2 separate regions of the Mus musculus genome follow, and region 1 is linked to region 2. A link is a loop called in an ENCODE intact Hi-C map of the cell type or tissue named here. Cell type or tissue: heart. All regions are shown on one strand.

Region 1 (8,000 bases), 80 kb before region 2:
GCATAATGGCAGCAAAACTGGTAAATTGTATCCTACACCATTCCTAGCCATTTTTCTTTCTTGTTGACTGTGTTCATGCACAGACATATAGTATCTATGACATGCCAGGTCCCTGGCTAAATGAACACCAAGGACACAATGCAGCAGATGGAAGCTGTGCTCTCCAGGGTTTTTAATTCCAGTCTAGAAAGAAGTTATCAATCATACAGTCACATTAGTGAGCACAAAATGTCAACGGTGCACAAAATGTGAAGAGAAGACCCACAGCCCACAAGCCTTAGTGATGGCTGCAGAAGAGAAGAAAGCAGTCAAGAGGGAACAAGAAGGCATGGCAGAGAGAGGAGCCTAGCAGACAGAGAAGAGTCATGTACTGGAAAGCTGAATATGAGGTAGAACCCAGGCCAGTGGGGTTTAGAGAGATGCCTCTACCGTTAAGGGCTCCAGCTGCTACTCTCTGACCTGAGTTCAGTTCCCATCACCCACAGCAAGTGGCTTACTACTGCCTGTAACTCTAGTGTCAAGAGATTCAACACCATGTTTCCGGCCTCGGCAGACACTGCATGGGTGTGCACATTGCACACTGAATGACACATGCTTAATAAATAAAACTATCAGGAAATCTTAAGAAGGAAGGGACACAGGAACAAGGGAAAGACTGTTTAGGGTAAATAAATTTCTGACCTACGCAAAGTCTTTTTTGGGACTGAAGGAAGAAAGAAGATGCTGTTGTCTGTGGAGCTGGATTGAATCCTGGCATGGCAGATGAGGGTGTTATTATCACTTAGCTACCCCTCTAGCCTTAAATAGATAACTACTACACAAAAATATCGCAGTGCAGTATTCCAGTGAGAATACTGAAGCTGTTGCAGGCGGTAAAGTAATTAATAAAGGTAATGTGCTTATCATTTGGGCTTTGATGAGTTGTAATTAGCTAAAAAGTTGAAGGGCTTTTATGTGTTCCAAGTTAATTTAGTGGGTATGCATTCCAGTGCCTAAGGGAGGCAGAGACGTTGAAGAGCCTGCGCTTTGAAATCATGAAGTGTGAAAGGGGTTTTTTTACAAGTACCCTAGATAAAGCCAAACTTTGAAAATATGCTTAGCGCTCTCTTCAAGTCAGCTAGCTACTATACCTATGTATACTTAGTGGTAGCAGCATAAAAGGTCTGAAATGGATAGCAAAGCATCCTCGGTTTGAGCATGCACATGAGTTCAGATTCTCTTCCTGTGCAGTTGGACAACAGTGGTTAAGAAATAGAGCTATCACCTCAGCAAGGAGGGTACACTGAGAATATTCTGCCGGCAGCCTTTAGTGTTTTTGCTAGATTCTAAATTCATTTCTTGTAAAGTTTGATGAAGAGAATACCATGCAAGTGGGAGAAATCTTTATAAAGCAAAAAGTCTTTAGAGGTGTTCTCTTGTTCCAATCATTCAAACATGTGACCCCAGAACAAAGACAGAGCATCCTGTATCCCCACTCTAGTAAACGATGTTATTGGCCCACTAAGATTTCATACTTAGGACAAATTTTCCGAAGTGTTCTTTCTCTGAAACTTTTACTGTTGAAAGTTACAAAGACTGATCAGAGAATTTTCTTATCACTTATGCAGTGATTAAAAATGCTTGCAATGCGCCTAAGGGCAGAGATGGCACACATCAAGGTGGATACACATCACAGTGGCTACACATCAGGGCTGCATTTCAGCCTTTCTGTCTCTAAGACAAGTGACAATATCATATCAGCTTTCTCAAGCACCAGCAGCAAGTCTGAGGGCCAACTAGGATGGGCAAACCATCCCAAGAGAAAGCTGTCCCAGTCACACACAAACATCTTTGCTTTAAAACATTAACAGCAGAAACCTAGTAAACTCAATTATAATCACTGGCATTTCAAAAGTGGATTCTGACTGCTTATGTGTTTCACCAGCTGAGCATGTGACAGTTCATCTTTATGCAATTGTAACTCTGCTTTGTCAGCTGAGTCCACTTAAACCTGAGGAGTTTCTGGTGCAGTCACCCATGGAGGAACCAGAGTGCAAGTCCAGCTTCCAGAACCTTCCCTTGGCACATTTCATTCATTCAGCCTAAAAATGGAAACAACCTAACATGCTCACTTTCTAAAGAGAGGCCGGTAGAAAATCTATAGCAACCTAGAATGCTACAGGAAGGAGTCGCAAGAGAAAATGGTTGCAATCATTTAAGAGTAAATTACAAAAAGGTTTGTGCCAACCAAGAGACACTATGAACCTGGATTTGAAATCACTAAACTTCATAGAAACCCATCAAAGCATGTGATGTCATGAATCTGAGCTTACATAAGAATTTAGTTTCTTAAACAAGTTAATTATTTGTTAAATTGTAATATATTCCAATTTGATTTTGCAATTTTTTTCTCTGCGCTGTGGTGCATGGCAATGGTTCTCAACCTGTGGGTCGCAACGCCATGGGGAGAGTGGAAAGACCTTCTCACAGGAGTTGCCTCAGACCACTGAAAAACTCAGATATTTACATTATGATTCATAACAGTAGCAAAATTACTGTTTTGAAGTAACAACAAAATTATTTTATAGTGGGGGTCACCACAACATGAGGAAATGTATTAAAGGGTCACAGCATCAGGAAGGTTGAGAATCACTGGCGCATAGCATCAGTTTTATTCAATACTTAGTGTTTATCTGTATTTATCTTGAACCTTTCCCATAAGGTCACAAAACTTACACTTTTCTCATGAGTTGCTCTACAACTTAAAAACTATATTAGTAATATAAGATAAACCTCTAATAAATGTTCACATTTGCATGTAAAATTGTTTATTGATTTTTATCCAATTCTTATTATTTCATAATGGTTAGCTGTGATTGTTAATTTCTTATGATATACATCAATTTCTTTGATGGGTCACTGGTTATGAGTACAAATCACTCAGAGTTTAAACCTCAGCTTTGCTATTCCCAAGGTCTGGGACATGGGATTGTACTGCAGTTCTGGGCATTCCACTCTGCAAAGAAGCTCCTTATGTCAGCAAGTAAACAGCTCAAAGTAGCTTCAGGAACTCCCTAATCTGACCAGATGCGCTAGGACCTCCCAAGAGTACACAATGAAGACTACGGAATCATTACAGATAAGCCAAGCTGCAAAGAATATCCTCAAGCCAGAGCAGCTGCCCGGAAGAAACCAGCTGGCTACCTGCAGAAGCTTAGACCAACGGGGGCAGCTGACACTCTCTAGCCTGCTGAGCTGCCTGGAGACTGCGCACTATGCTCCAGGTTCCCAGATTTCGTCAACTGTCACCCATCCTGGGGTGCGCTTTGATGGTGCATCTTTCTTTGAGTTATTTCTGCTCCTGTAAGCAACCCTTCACCCATATTCCTGTAAGTAACTTCAATAAAACTCATGGGTTCCCTAAGCTGGACTTTGGTATCATCTGTATTATACATCCATAAAATCTGTTGTGGGATCCCTATCTTGACTGAGTAGATATATGTTTTGGGTCTCCCCAGGAAAAGTTTCATAACACAATACCTGGGCCAATTTCTTTCATCAACTTTGTCACATAGAAACTGAGAACATCTATTTTACATCTTTCAGTGAGTTGCCTGAAGTTTGAGTCCATTTATGTAAGAAGACACACAATGCCTGACACGCAATATGGTGATATTGTTTCCACTTCCATCTATATCATCCTTACTATCATCCTACCCTTACACAGAAGGATGCCCAGTATATATCAGGCTTGCAAGAAATATGAATCCATTTGAGTTTCTAAAATATATATAAAACTATTGTTCCTTTAACCTCAAATATTGGCATATATAGAATAGATATTTGGCACATGTGCTCACTGCGATACATAGAAATGTTCTTGTCAAGATATATTCTGCCTAGGCTTGGTTTTATTTTATGATAAGGGAGAGAGAGAGAGAGGGAGGGAGAGAGAGAGAGAGAGGGAGGGAGGGAGGGAGGGAGGGAGGGAGAGAGAGAGAGAGAGAGAGAGAGAGAGAGAGAGAGAGAGAGAGAGAGAGAGAGAGAGAGAGAGAGAGAGAGAGAGAAAGTCAGGAAAGTCGTGCTGTTTAGCTTAACTAAGAGACCGCTAGAGGGAGCTCTGGCTTCAAGATTTCTAATAGAGCTACTGTGGGCAAGGAATGCCGCAGTTTGCTCTTTGCATCATAGCCTGTGGAAAAGTCATTGATGGGAAAAATTCGAAAAAGAGGGGAGTCATAACAGGATGGAGGGAGTAGGAGAGGGAAGGAGGAAGAACTTCTAGAAACTGCTTAGAAAACGTGAATCAGCAACGTTTTCAAGACTCAACAGAGCAGCCTTCCACTCTGAGAAAGGGGTGACGGCCCCACAGCCCCCCTTTCCCCACAGAATAGTTGTTACCTGCGTCTTTGCGCCGGTGCTGTACAAACCAGCCGTCCTTCCCATGGCGGCAGCGCTTGGGATGCAGAAGAGAAATGAAGGGATCACGTTGCTGAGGCCATGGGCCAAAAATTCCTGCGAGATTAGTTATGGGAGAATGGAACATTTCTTTATCATAATCCCCTTCTATGGTCCCAGGTACAATTCGTCAAAGAATGAAGCTTGTTTATGCTCAGCTACTATTCACCGCACCAGCTAAGATGTAATAGTTTATAATAAAAATAGCTAACATTCATAGCCTGCTTGCAATCCTCCAAAGTCTATTCTAAGAGCATCACTCAGCTCTCATAATGAACTCATGAGGAGATTTTAAATTATTCATGATTTCCACTGCCCCATGGCCTATCCCTGTTTTCTAAGTATTCCCAGTTGGGATTTTACTCTCACCCTTTCCTCAATGACCTCTGCCTTACCAACTCCAACCTGGTATGAAGAAGCATTTTCCACAACTGCTCATTCTATCCTCCTTAAAAGGTCCCTTTGATCGGCTTCCTGTACCCCACACTTTCCAAGCTTGCCTCTATCTCTCCACCTGTCACTTCTCAGTTTCTTTTGTTATCTAACCGATTGCAATTGTAGGACCCTTTCTATTGTCTGTCCACATCTTAACTGTCCAAACACACCCTGGCAACTCCCAAATCTACATCTTCAGCTTAGACTACTCTTCTTAACTCTGGATTGCTACATCCAACCTACTATTTGTCATCAACATTTGATGGCTAATGGGAAATCAGTAACTACTTGTACTGGCTGGTTTTGTGTGTCAACTTGACACAAGCTGGAGTTATCACAGAGAAAGGATCCTCCCTTGAGGAAATGCCTCCATGAAATCCAGCTGTAAGGCATTTTCTCAATTAGTGATCAAGGGTGGGAGGGCCCACTGTGGGTGGTACCATCCCTGGACTGGTAATCTTGGGTTCTATAGGAGAGCAAGCTGAGCAAGCCAGGGGAAGTAAGCCAGTAAGTAACATCCCTCCATGGCCCCTGTATCAGCTCCTGCTTCCTGACCTGCTTGAGTTCCAGTCCTGAATTCCTTTGGTGATGAACAGCAATGTGGAAGTGTAAGCTGAATAAACCCTTTCCTCCACAATTTGCTTCTTGGTCATGATGTTTTGTGCAGAAAAGGGACCCTGACTAAGACACTAACTACCCTATAGGTTTCTACCATCCTAATCACATCACTTCAAGTCTAGGCCCCAGCCTGTACAGTTATCCATGACTCTTCCCATGTACATGGGTACAGCACACTGCCCATCCACATGTGCCCTCCTTGAAAGCCATGATAATGAGGTCTGTGATTTGACATCGAAGAAGGGAGACCCGAGGAGTTTCTGAGTTTCACATTCATCTGTGTTGTTTACTGTTTTATCCCTGGCACCTATAGTGGAGCTTAATAGACATACACAGAGAGAACGGAGGTCCCCAAACCTCAGTGTGAACTCTATGTGCGGGTAACTCTGCACTGGTCTGCAGTCTACTGCAGCTTCTGTTCAGGACCAGAGAGCTCTACAAGGCCTTGGGGCATGAAAAAGACACTGGGAGAATGGATTCAGTAAACAGGTTGTATGTGCACTCTTAGGTCTGTAGGAACAAAACTTCACATCCCGAAGGGCCTTAAGAAGAGTAATTACTAGTGTTCCACTTTGAAATCCCTAAGTTTTCAAAGTTATCTATCATGAAATGATAACCACCCTTGGATTCTCTCCTAAAACCAAATGAAAGAGCATGAAGGTGTGTGTGTTTCTTTAAAAATATATTAGAAGGATCAGTGCGATGACTCGGTGGGTAAAGGCACTTGCTACCAAGCCTGCTGATGTGAGCTCAATACAAGGGACTCACACAGTGGAAACAAAGAACAAAGGCTTTCCTCTGACAGACATATAGATAAAAAGAGGGAATGATGAAATTAATATGCTATACTCTGTGAAAGCTAGGTTCTAAGCTTCCTGTGAGTGACTCAGAGACTTCCCTATTTTGTTCTGCCCATGCTTGCTACACATTTAGAAAAGTTGTCTTTTCAGGCGTTTGACATTTTCAGTATCTGAGAGGCCACAGAACAGTGAAAATCCCTGGCTAGAGAGGGCCTGGGGGCACACTCCACCTGGTTGTCATCAACTGAATATTTGAACTTCTTGGCAGATCCTTGTGCGAGAGCCAGCGAGGCCACATAGCCTACAAGTGCAACTCCGAAAGCTTCAGTGAGCACTGCAGAGAGGATGTTCATTGGGGGAGCACGGGGAGGAGGAATCCTATGGAGAGAAAGACTGGATTGAAGTTATGAATCTATAATAACTTGCCATGAAATCTCCTGCACTAGTGTTTCTGAAGAGAAAACTAAGCAGTCTCGCCCTGTAAAGCCCTATATCTTCAATATTATTTAGCAGAAAAGCAAAATTGTAAGAAATAACACAAGGAGAGTCCCATGCATCTAACTGACACTCACACCCAGGGAATCCAGGTCTTACCGCAGAATTCTGACTTGACAAAGGTTTCTTGTAGGAAACAAAAGCATATCTGACCCTTCTTTCATTTGAACCTTTCCAAATATTTATTTGGCCAGCACTGGAGCCACGTTTCCTCCCTCAAATGCTGCAGAGTTTCAGGCAAACACTAGCTTACTGTCGACTAATCTCCAAATACGCCATTGACTTCATTATGGTAATTACATTTTTAACTCAATCCTTTCACGAGACAGTTAATCATGCCTTCCATACGCTAAAGAAAACATGCAGGAAGATCTCATCTCCTCTCTGTTGCAAAAGAGACCACACTTAGCTTCATTTCAAAGTCGTCTTTAAAGCATTTCTCAGATAATACCCAGCCATTATGTCTTATTGTCCCTTGAAAAGTATGTAAGCCAAATGACCATTTACGTATTCGTTGTCATGCTGGGAGACTTAACCCCACCCCTGAAGGAATTCCTGTGGTAAAAAATAAAGGAAGGGGGGAGTTATTTCTTACTGGTTAATTGTCTTATTACCTAGTGTGTGAGTGGAGCCTGGACTCTTTCTCATTAACTGTTTCATTTCATTTTCTCAGCAACTCCGAATCAAGTATACCACAACCGCAGTTGGGATGAGAAAATTCTTGGAGGAAGGTTGCAAGGAGGAGAACCTTTCTAAGCCATGCCTTCCTGCAGTTCCGTAAGGGGATTTCTCAGAAGGGAATATGAGCAGGAGTAGAAGGAGATGTTGTGTCTGAGTGCTATGTATGCTTTGCTCCCCAAACACTGTGACTATACATCCTAAGATAATATACAAAACTTGAAGTGAAGAAATTAAACTTCTAGTTCATTAAAACTAAATGTGGTTAATTAATAACAAGACCTGGACTGAAGAAAAAACAACTGGTTTTCCAATAAAAAGCAGAGAAACCCTTAGGAAACTAAGAGTTGATTTAGGAGACCCACCTTTGCCTGCGTCTGCACAGGCCAGCTAATGCAGAGGATTCTATTTTTAATTAACCGTTTTTTGTTTTGTTTCTGAGAATTTTCCTACTATTCCTTTACTTTAAGAAGACGAAAAATAAAACTCAAAGGACCCAACAATTCTTACATTGCCTCAAAATTAGACTTTGTCTGTATC
Region 2 (8,000 bases):
TCCTGACTCCTCCGCTTCTCAGGTATGAGGGCCTGAGAAACTGACTGCTTTAAGCCTCCAATGGAAAGGCAATGTTAACTCTGGATTCTCTTAATAGAAGAGGTTGAAAAAGAATTAGAAATGCATATTTGAAAAAGCTCTTTGCAAGAATTCATCTTTTCTGACAACAGAAAAAAAAAAAAAAAAAAACCACCAAGAGTCTTCCTAGCAGTGTAATTGTCAGCATACAGAACATGTGACCTGATCCAAACTTCTCATGGAACCAGGCTAAGTAAGTGTCTTGCTTCTCATCAGCTTATCAATGTACTTCTTCCTAATCAATGTAATGCATGATCATTAAAGTCTCCCAAAAGCTAAACCAAACTAACTACCAAAGGCTTGCACATAAGCCATATCCTAGTGACGAGCCTAAGGGAGCTGTATCGCATTCCCGGATGCTCTTGGCTACTGGGTGCTTTTCAAACATAAAAAGACAACTACTGCTAAAATCGTAATTATTCCACTTTTATTTTATATTAAATAACAGCAAAATAAATTTATGGGATATGGTGAAACTAAACATCTGGGGACAGAAAACTTGCTTAAGTCCATCAGCTAAATTTTCAAATGACATAGGATGTTTCATCTGGAATTTAAAGTCAAATAAAAGAAAGGCTGGGGATGCCCCAGGTCTGTTATTACTTTTTTATTTTTTAAAGATTACTATACTTTTGCTATTGGCAAAATGGTCATTAAAAATACAACACAGAGTTAAGCAGTAAAATTGTATTCCATAAAGATAGCACTGTGGATCTTAAACCCCCCACCCATGCAGATGTTCCTAATCAGACTGAAAACACAAATTCACAAACCAGTTTGTTCCAGCTACAGAATAATTTCATTAAAAGCATACTTATAATTGAACAGAAGAAATAATAGTTAAAGCCAGGGAGGTAGTGAGACTGCATGGAAATATAATCACTAGGAGTCTTTGCCAAGAAAGCTGTTCCAAACCTTTAAAGCTGGGAAGTTGAGAAATCAGTTCCTTTTCTGGCTACAGGTAGAACATTACTACCTGAATCAGCCAAAACTCGTGTGGACATACCTTTAAGGAAAGGAGGTACACATACACACACACACACACACACACACACACACACACACACACACACACGAGTGTCATTTTTAAAAATCTGTTCTGGGGATGTTTTACCATGTTATATTTCTCACTGAGACACGAGTTCTGTGGGGACTGCACCTCAGAATTAAACACGCACAGTGCAGTCCACACAAGCTCTGAGGATGCAGGATTCTTCGCTTTGCAAGTAGTGATCTTGGCAATAAGCCTCCTTCATGCACAAAAAGCTTTGTTCTCTGCTATAGCAAGTCCCATGGCTACAGCAGGTAACTGTAACTGTGTGCTGCTAACTGGGCTCATGAGCAATTGTATTCAGGACAGGAAATGTTTTATAGCTTGATTTGATGAAGGTGGGAAATTATGTCAGCACAGTGAAATCATAAAAGCTCATTTCTCACAATCACTGATCCATTACTCTGAACCAATATGAAATTTAACATTGCAAAATATGTAATTCCATTCAAGGGTTACTGCTTAATTGCTTAACTCCTAGCCAGGGGTAGAAAAAAGCCAAGTAATTTTAAAAGCAATTAGGAAAATCACACACAGAAACATCTACTCTGCTTATTTTCCTAAAATTAGTAACCATTTTATTAAGTCTGCTTCACTAGCTACACTGTCACCCCTCAAACATAATCCCCATCCAAGAAGCAAAGTGACATCCACTCTGCAGAAGACTGTAAACCCAAATGCACACTTACCTTGTGCCACCTGTTGAACTGCCAACATTATCCCAGACACAGTGTCTGGAAGCAGGTTTTCCTTCAGATTGTACTGCGGTGCCCATTCCAAGATAGGTAGGCGCCTCTTACACCACTGCTTAATGTCTTCTCGGTGGGGGGTGTGCATCTTGCCCCACAGCACGCTTCTCTTTTTCCTCTTTGCTCCCGTCATTTTTTCAGATTTTCAGATTCCCTCCTGTAGTAGTCAACTTCTTCAAGCAAGGGAGAGAGAAAAAAAAAAAATCGTTGGAGAACACCTCCTTTCGATGCCAGGCTCCAAATCGTCTGTGGTTTACAATGTCAAAGCTATCCAGAAAATAAATGTGAGAGAGAGAGAGAGAGAGAGAGAGAGAGAGAGAGAGAGAGAGAGAGAGAGAGAGAGAGAGAGAGAAACAGAAACACGAATGGATGCAACTGAGCTGTATGCCTTACTGTGGTTCAGCTAATTATTCTAGATAAAAATTATAGACTCAAACCTTAAATTCTTATCTGAATAAGGAATGGTTTCTGTTCATGTAATACTTTTCTGAACTTGGAAAAGTAATAGGTTCGGTGGTGAGATAGTTACAGCTCCCTTGCCAGTAATTCCCTTTATATTCACTGTCGTCTTATGTTTTTGGCTGCATTCCCAATGGTTAATGAGGTAGTTCTGGGCGTGTGGTGGAAGTGGGCTGGGCTATGCTAATGAAACCAGGAAGGATCCAGCCAGCCCAGCGTCTCCTACAAGCAGAAGCGAAGTCCCGACTGCCAGAGGATTTTCTGTAAAGAATATGCTACAGCCACACTTCTTTGTGAGGTATATATTTCCAACATCACTAAAAATTGCCAATTCCATAAAAGTCGGAAACATGATAGGGGACTACATGAGTCCTTGTCATTCTATTCTCTGGAATATGAAGTTTTCATTCATAGAAAAAACATTCAGATAACCACTGTGCCATCTGAGAAAGGACTAGCTAGTTCTTATAAACAAACTGAAATTTCATCTCCTGGGCTAAGGATTTAAGTATCACAATGAGCAAATATTTGTGGCTAGAGTTTATTTTTCTTCCTGTCTCTGCTCATTCACTTTTTACTGATTGTTTCTCTATGTTTTTAATTAACACACTTATGTCATTGTAAATAAAATTTATTGAGAAATTCAGTATCATTAAAACTATTGTTTGAAGCGGCACGGGTGTGTGCACGTGCGTGCACATGTGTGTGTATGTGTGTAATAGTATTTTTGTTGATATAACTTTTAGTAGAGCATTCTTTTAAAAGCTAGTGTTACATTTATAACAGAATAGACTGTCAAAGATTTTATTATAGTATTATTTCCCACAGCCTCCAGAAGAATAAGTCTGTATTATGGTCTGAACCATTGGAATTAACCCCAAAAACCAATATTCTAACTAAAACCGTGAAGCCAGAAGAAAGAAAAGCAAGCATGTAGTTATTTACAGTGCTTTCTAATGTCCGTTTGTCCAGAGACTAGACATCAGATGCTGGAAGCTATTACAACAGTAAGAACTTAGACCCTTTATTCTCCACAGGATTCCTGCTGTGTTTTTCCCATTAATTACATTAAGAGAAAGAGCTACTTTCTCAACTTCAAAAATATGTCCCTTGCTTGTAACATATGTAATACTTGGCAATACTTTTTTTTCAAACTCCATGAATCCTAAATAGATCTAGAGATATACATTTATATGAATGTGTGAGATTTTTTTTCTGTATTTCTCTGTTATTTTCATGACATGACATTTCTAACACTTCAATATATTTCTAACTCAGGGTCAAGCTAAAGGTTAGTAGAGGAGTCTTATGGCTGAGATGAAATTCAGTGGAATAGCTACTGCCTACCATGCATGAAGCCCTTGGTTCACTCCCTAGCAAACAAAGAGGGAGAAGGAGAGGGGAAGAATCTATTTCAGAGAGGAAGCTGCAAATGGTAGCATTTTAAACTTATTGTGTGATCTAAAAATAGCCTGAGGAGATAATTGCAAATGCACACAGTAAGAAACTGTAGGCTGGCTTTCCTTCCTGTGTGGCAGTCTCTCCCTTTAGTGCATGTGTGCACAAAAGTCAAAAATTATGTACATACTCATTGTGTGTTAGTTTCCTAAGATAAACATGAAATTTAAAAGAATTCAAACCTAGGCTGAAGAGAGAGAGAGAGAGAAACTGAATGGCTCACCAGACAGTTCCTAAGAGAATAAATGTTTCCTAAAAATCCTAACGTTTAAATCTGGAGCTCAACTTCCATATCTTTCCAAGCCAACACTATTTAAAGCCTGTCTAAACCTCGCTCCACAGCACAGTATCAGTCTTATTTGTAATCAGTAATGCCAAACAAAGAGAGCTTTATGAGGAATTTCTTCACACACATGAAATTCTCAAAATGACTAGGCCAGTGCATAAAATTCAGGAGTAATAACATTTATTTGAAAGTTTCAGTGACTGAAGGTACTTTGATGTTCAATACTATATACCACCCATATGGGCCATCTCTTCCCTGAATGTCCAGCGAGCACCTACAGACATCACAAGATTTTCTGAATGTCTTCTCCTTCAGATATGGACCAACAGGACAGCTCTTCTTCCTAAAACATCATTTGAATGACATCATTAACATGTGTAAATTTCTGTAACCTCCGTTAAATTCCAACCTATTAACAAAAACAATGGAATTCTCCTGTCCTGCCTGCTGCTCCCAACTAGCTCATCATGAACTCTCCCCCAACAAGTGCGCATTAATCGGTCACTGCGAAGGAGGAAAGGAAGGAGAGTGTAGGTATTACATATGCTTTAGGAGATACTTAATGAAGGAAATGGAAAAAGGTATAACTAACATTCTATCGGGGGGGGGGGGAAGGTAAATTAATAATGAAGTCACACAGAAAGAGTTGGATGCTAAGGAACAGGGGAATTTCATTAACATTGAGGGCAAATTCATCCCATCCTGCCCAGACACTTGTGTTCCAGCAAGAAAGAGTTAATGACCTGCCATGTACTGACATCACATCTTTTACTGCCAGCATTGAGATTCATCCACATATGGACGAGCTTTTATGAAAATCTACATCTTCCATGAACACTTCCCTGGCTCCACAGCATTCTGTTCCTGTTACAGGGTTAGTATTCAAGTAGCCTTCACAGATAGAGAGCTGAAGTCATTTTCATGATTTTTTTTCCCTCCTGGCTTTACATCTTCATCTTACAATTTTCTTCTGACTCACTCATAGTGTAAATTCTTTATAAATAGGGCTTATTCATATCATTTTCTTTTTTCCTTATGATCAACTGGAAGAAACTACAGACATATCACCCACTAGATAGTGATGAATACAATAGCCCTCCTACAATGGCTCAAGGATCACTTAGCCTGTTGCAGCATAACTGCCACACTGTGCTCTAAAAGCATAGAGATAGTAGAGCAGAGAGAAAACAAGTGAAAAAAAAATAGGGAGAGCTTTTGTCTTTGCTTGCTCAACTCTTCCTTGCCCTTTCAAAATCTAAGAAATGTTCTTGTTTTTAACACAGTCCTTTTCTTTATAGTATAGAAGCTGGATTGTTGAGAAGGAAAAACTGAATGGGACGTGCACAGAGGGGGAAGGCACAAGTGACGCAGCATCCCTCCTGGCTGGAGACTTCGCAGGGTGGGGGGCTGGCATTGAGCACACTCAAAGCCGTTATGACATATAAGGGAACCGGGCCAGGCTTGAGTGAGGTCAGAGTCTTTTGAGAAATATTAAGCTGGCTATAAACTGGATCACGTTCCCTGGGTTTTGAGAGACATACGTAAAGATTGGCATATGAAATTTGATTTCAGCATGGTGCCTCACCTGTGCAGGGAAGGAGCACCAGAAGCACTGATAGATGCCTATCCAAGTGATACTGGAAACACAGACTCACAAAGCATGGCCCACAGCAGTTTCTAACTCATGTCTACCACATGAGGTTGGTATACAGTATTTCTTTTTTTTTTTTAACTTTTCTCTTTTTTTCAATTTTTTATTAGATATTTTCTTCATTTACATTTCAAATGCTATCCTGAAAATCCCCTATACCCTCCCCACCCCCGTGCCCTGCTCTCCTACCCTCCCACTCCCACTTCTTGGCCCTGGTGTTCTCCTGTACTGAGGCATATAAAGTTTGCAAGACCAAGGAGCCTCCCTTCCCAATGATAGCCGACTAGGCCATCTTCTGCTACATATGCAGCTAGTGACACAAGCTCTGGGGTACTGGTTAGCTCGGTTGCAGACCCCTTCAGCTCCTAGAATACTTCTAATGAAAAGACAGAGCACAAGGCTCGATCTGCTAGAGAAAGATGAAGCAGGAATGAAACCATTCACTAAACCATACAGCCAGCACTGCAATGCATCCACATATGGGCAAGCTTTTATTATGTCAATTAAACTCGGTACCATCTTCTAACTAATGCAAACTTTACACAGATTGGCATAACCCTTTAACCCAAATTTAGTTTTAATTTGCCTAAGCTTAGAAAAACAACCTCTTCTAATGTTTGGACCTGACTACTAGAACATTTTTTTTACCTAATTGGTAAGCCAAGACCCACTATTTCAGAGTTCTACTCATTGCTGTTTATCCTAACTTCTGAACTATATTACAGACTCTCACTTTCCTGCTCAATTCATTCAATGCTATAATTTCTGAATATAGTTCTTTATCTTTCCTAGGAGCTGTTCATTTCCTAAATACCATAACATACATATGTGAATTGCAGTCCTGAATTCTGCAATGTTTTCTCATAACCAGCCAGTCCAACAGTGAGTGAGCTCGAAAACAATGAGCAAAACTGATGACAAGAATGATCACTGACACGCTTAACTAGACATCTTTAATTAAATAGAACTTGCCAACCTGTTTGTTTTCCTTATTTTCTTTTCATTCTGCCATTATTTTGTATTATGTGACAACTGTGGTTATAGCCCTGGTGCTATAGGAAGAAAAAGTTAGGAAGATCACTGAAGTTTCTCACCTCTGACCTAGCTTCAAGTTCAAAGACAGACCCTGTCTAAATCAGGACAACTGATATCCTCTTCCAGCCATTGCATGCAAGAAAAAAAAAAGCCATGGTCAAATATGGTTTTATAGTGTCTAAAATGTGTCTTAAGGATTCATATCAAATCAAGTATGCTGTCTTTAATGGTCATATAACTTCAAAAAAAATAAAAAAGAGAGTAAAATTTCTCTGAAGACTTCATTGACTCTCCCTCTCAATACATATCCTCCATTTGGAATAAATAACAATCATAAAGAAAAAAGAGATTATTTGGAACTTAGTATTACTCAAAGGGGAACTAGCTAAAAATACTCCATTAATCTTGTATTTTTCACCTGGATCAGTTCCCCAACATAAATGTCCCCACTTTCTCAATAGTGGTTGACTTACTTTTTTTTTTTTCCATTTTTTATTAGGTATTTAGCTCATTTACATTTCCAATGCTATACCAAAAGTCCCCCATACCCACCCACCCCCACTCCCCTACCTGCCCACTCCCCCTTTTTGGCCCTGGCGTTCCCCTGTTCTGGGGCATATAAAGTTTGTGTGTCCAATGGGCCTCTCTTTCCAGTGATGGCCGACTAGGCCATCTTTTGATACATATGCAGCTAGAGTCAAGAGCTCCGGGGTACTGGTTAGTTCATAATGTTGATCCACCTATAGGGTTGCAGATCCCTTTAGCTCCTTGGGTACTTTCTCTAGCTCCTCCATTGGGAGCCCTGTGATCCATCCATTAGCTGACTGTGGGCATCCACTTCTGTGTTTGCTAGGCCCCGGCATAGTCTCACAAGAGACAGCTACATCTGGGTCCTTTCGATAAAATCTTGCTAGTGTATGCAATGGTGTCAGCGTTTGGATGCTGATTATGGGGTGGATCCCTGGATAAGGCAGTCTCTACATGGTCCACCCTTTAATCTCAGCTCCAAACTTTGTCTCTGTAACTCCTTCCAAGGGTGATTTGTTCCCACTTCTAAGGAGGGGCATAGTGTCCACACTTCAGTCTTCATTTTTCTTGAGTTTCATGTCTTTAGGAAATTGTAACTTATATCTTGGGTATCCTAGGTTTTGGGCTAATATCCACTTATCAGTGAGTACATATTGTGTGAGTTCCTTTGTGAATGTGTTACCTCACTCAGGATGATGCCCTCCA

What was found. A loop is a pair of places that touch in the nucleus more often than their neighbours do. Peaks named below come from ENCODE experiments on the same cell type or tissue, not always from the same donor. Only the 100,000 strongest peaks of a DNase experiment are listed, where the experiment ranks them.
Region 1: it touches region 2 in a loop (1.9-fold over the local background); 7 of 42 quality-filtered maps call a loop at or near these places.

What each region holds. Positions count from the first base shown.
Region 1 is chr4:14,539,785-14,547,784 of GRCm38, forward strand. Slc26a7 (solute carrier family 26, member 7) reads right to left here. Exons shown (of 19, transcript NM_145947.2): 8 at 6,518-6,665; 9 at 4,378-4,491. Among named protein-coding and RNA genes, the nearest start is that of Slc26a7, 78 kb to the right of the region's middle. In heart, a CTCF peak has its summit at 4,116 (motif pointing right); no DNase peak of the experiment used is centred here.
Region 2 is chr4:14,619,374-14,627,373 of GRCm38, forward strand. It overlaps Slc26a7 (solute carrier family 26, member 7), which reads right to left and starts at 2,405. Exons shown (of 19, transcript NM_145947.2): 1 at 2,316-2,405; 2 at 1,819-2,051. The coding sequence starts at 2,011. It also overlaps a transcript of Lrrc69 not described here. In heart, no CTCF peak of the experiment used is centred here; no DNase peak of the experiment used is centred here; H3K4me3 peaks cover 631 bases.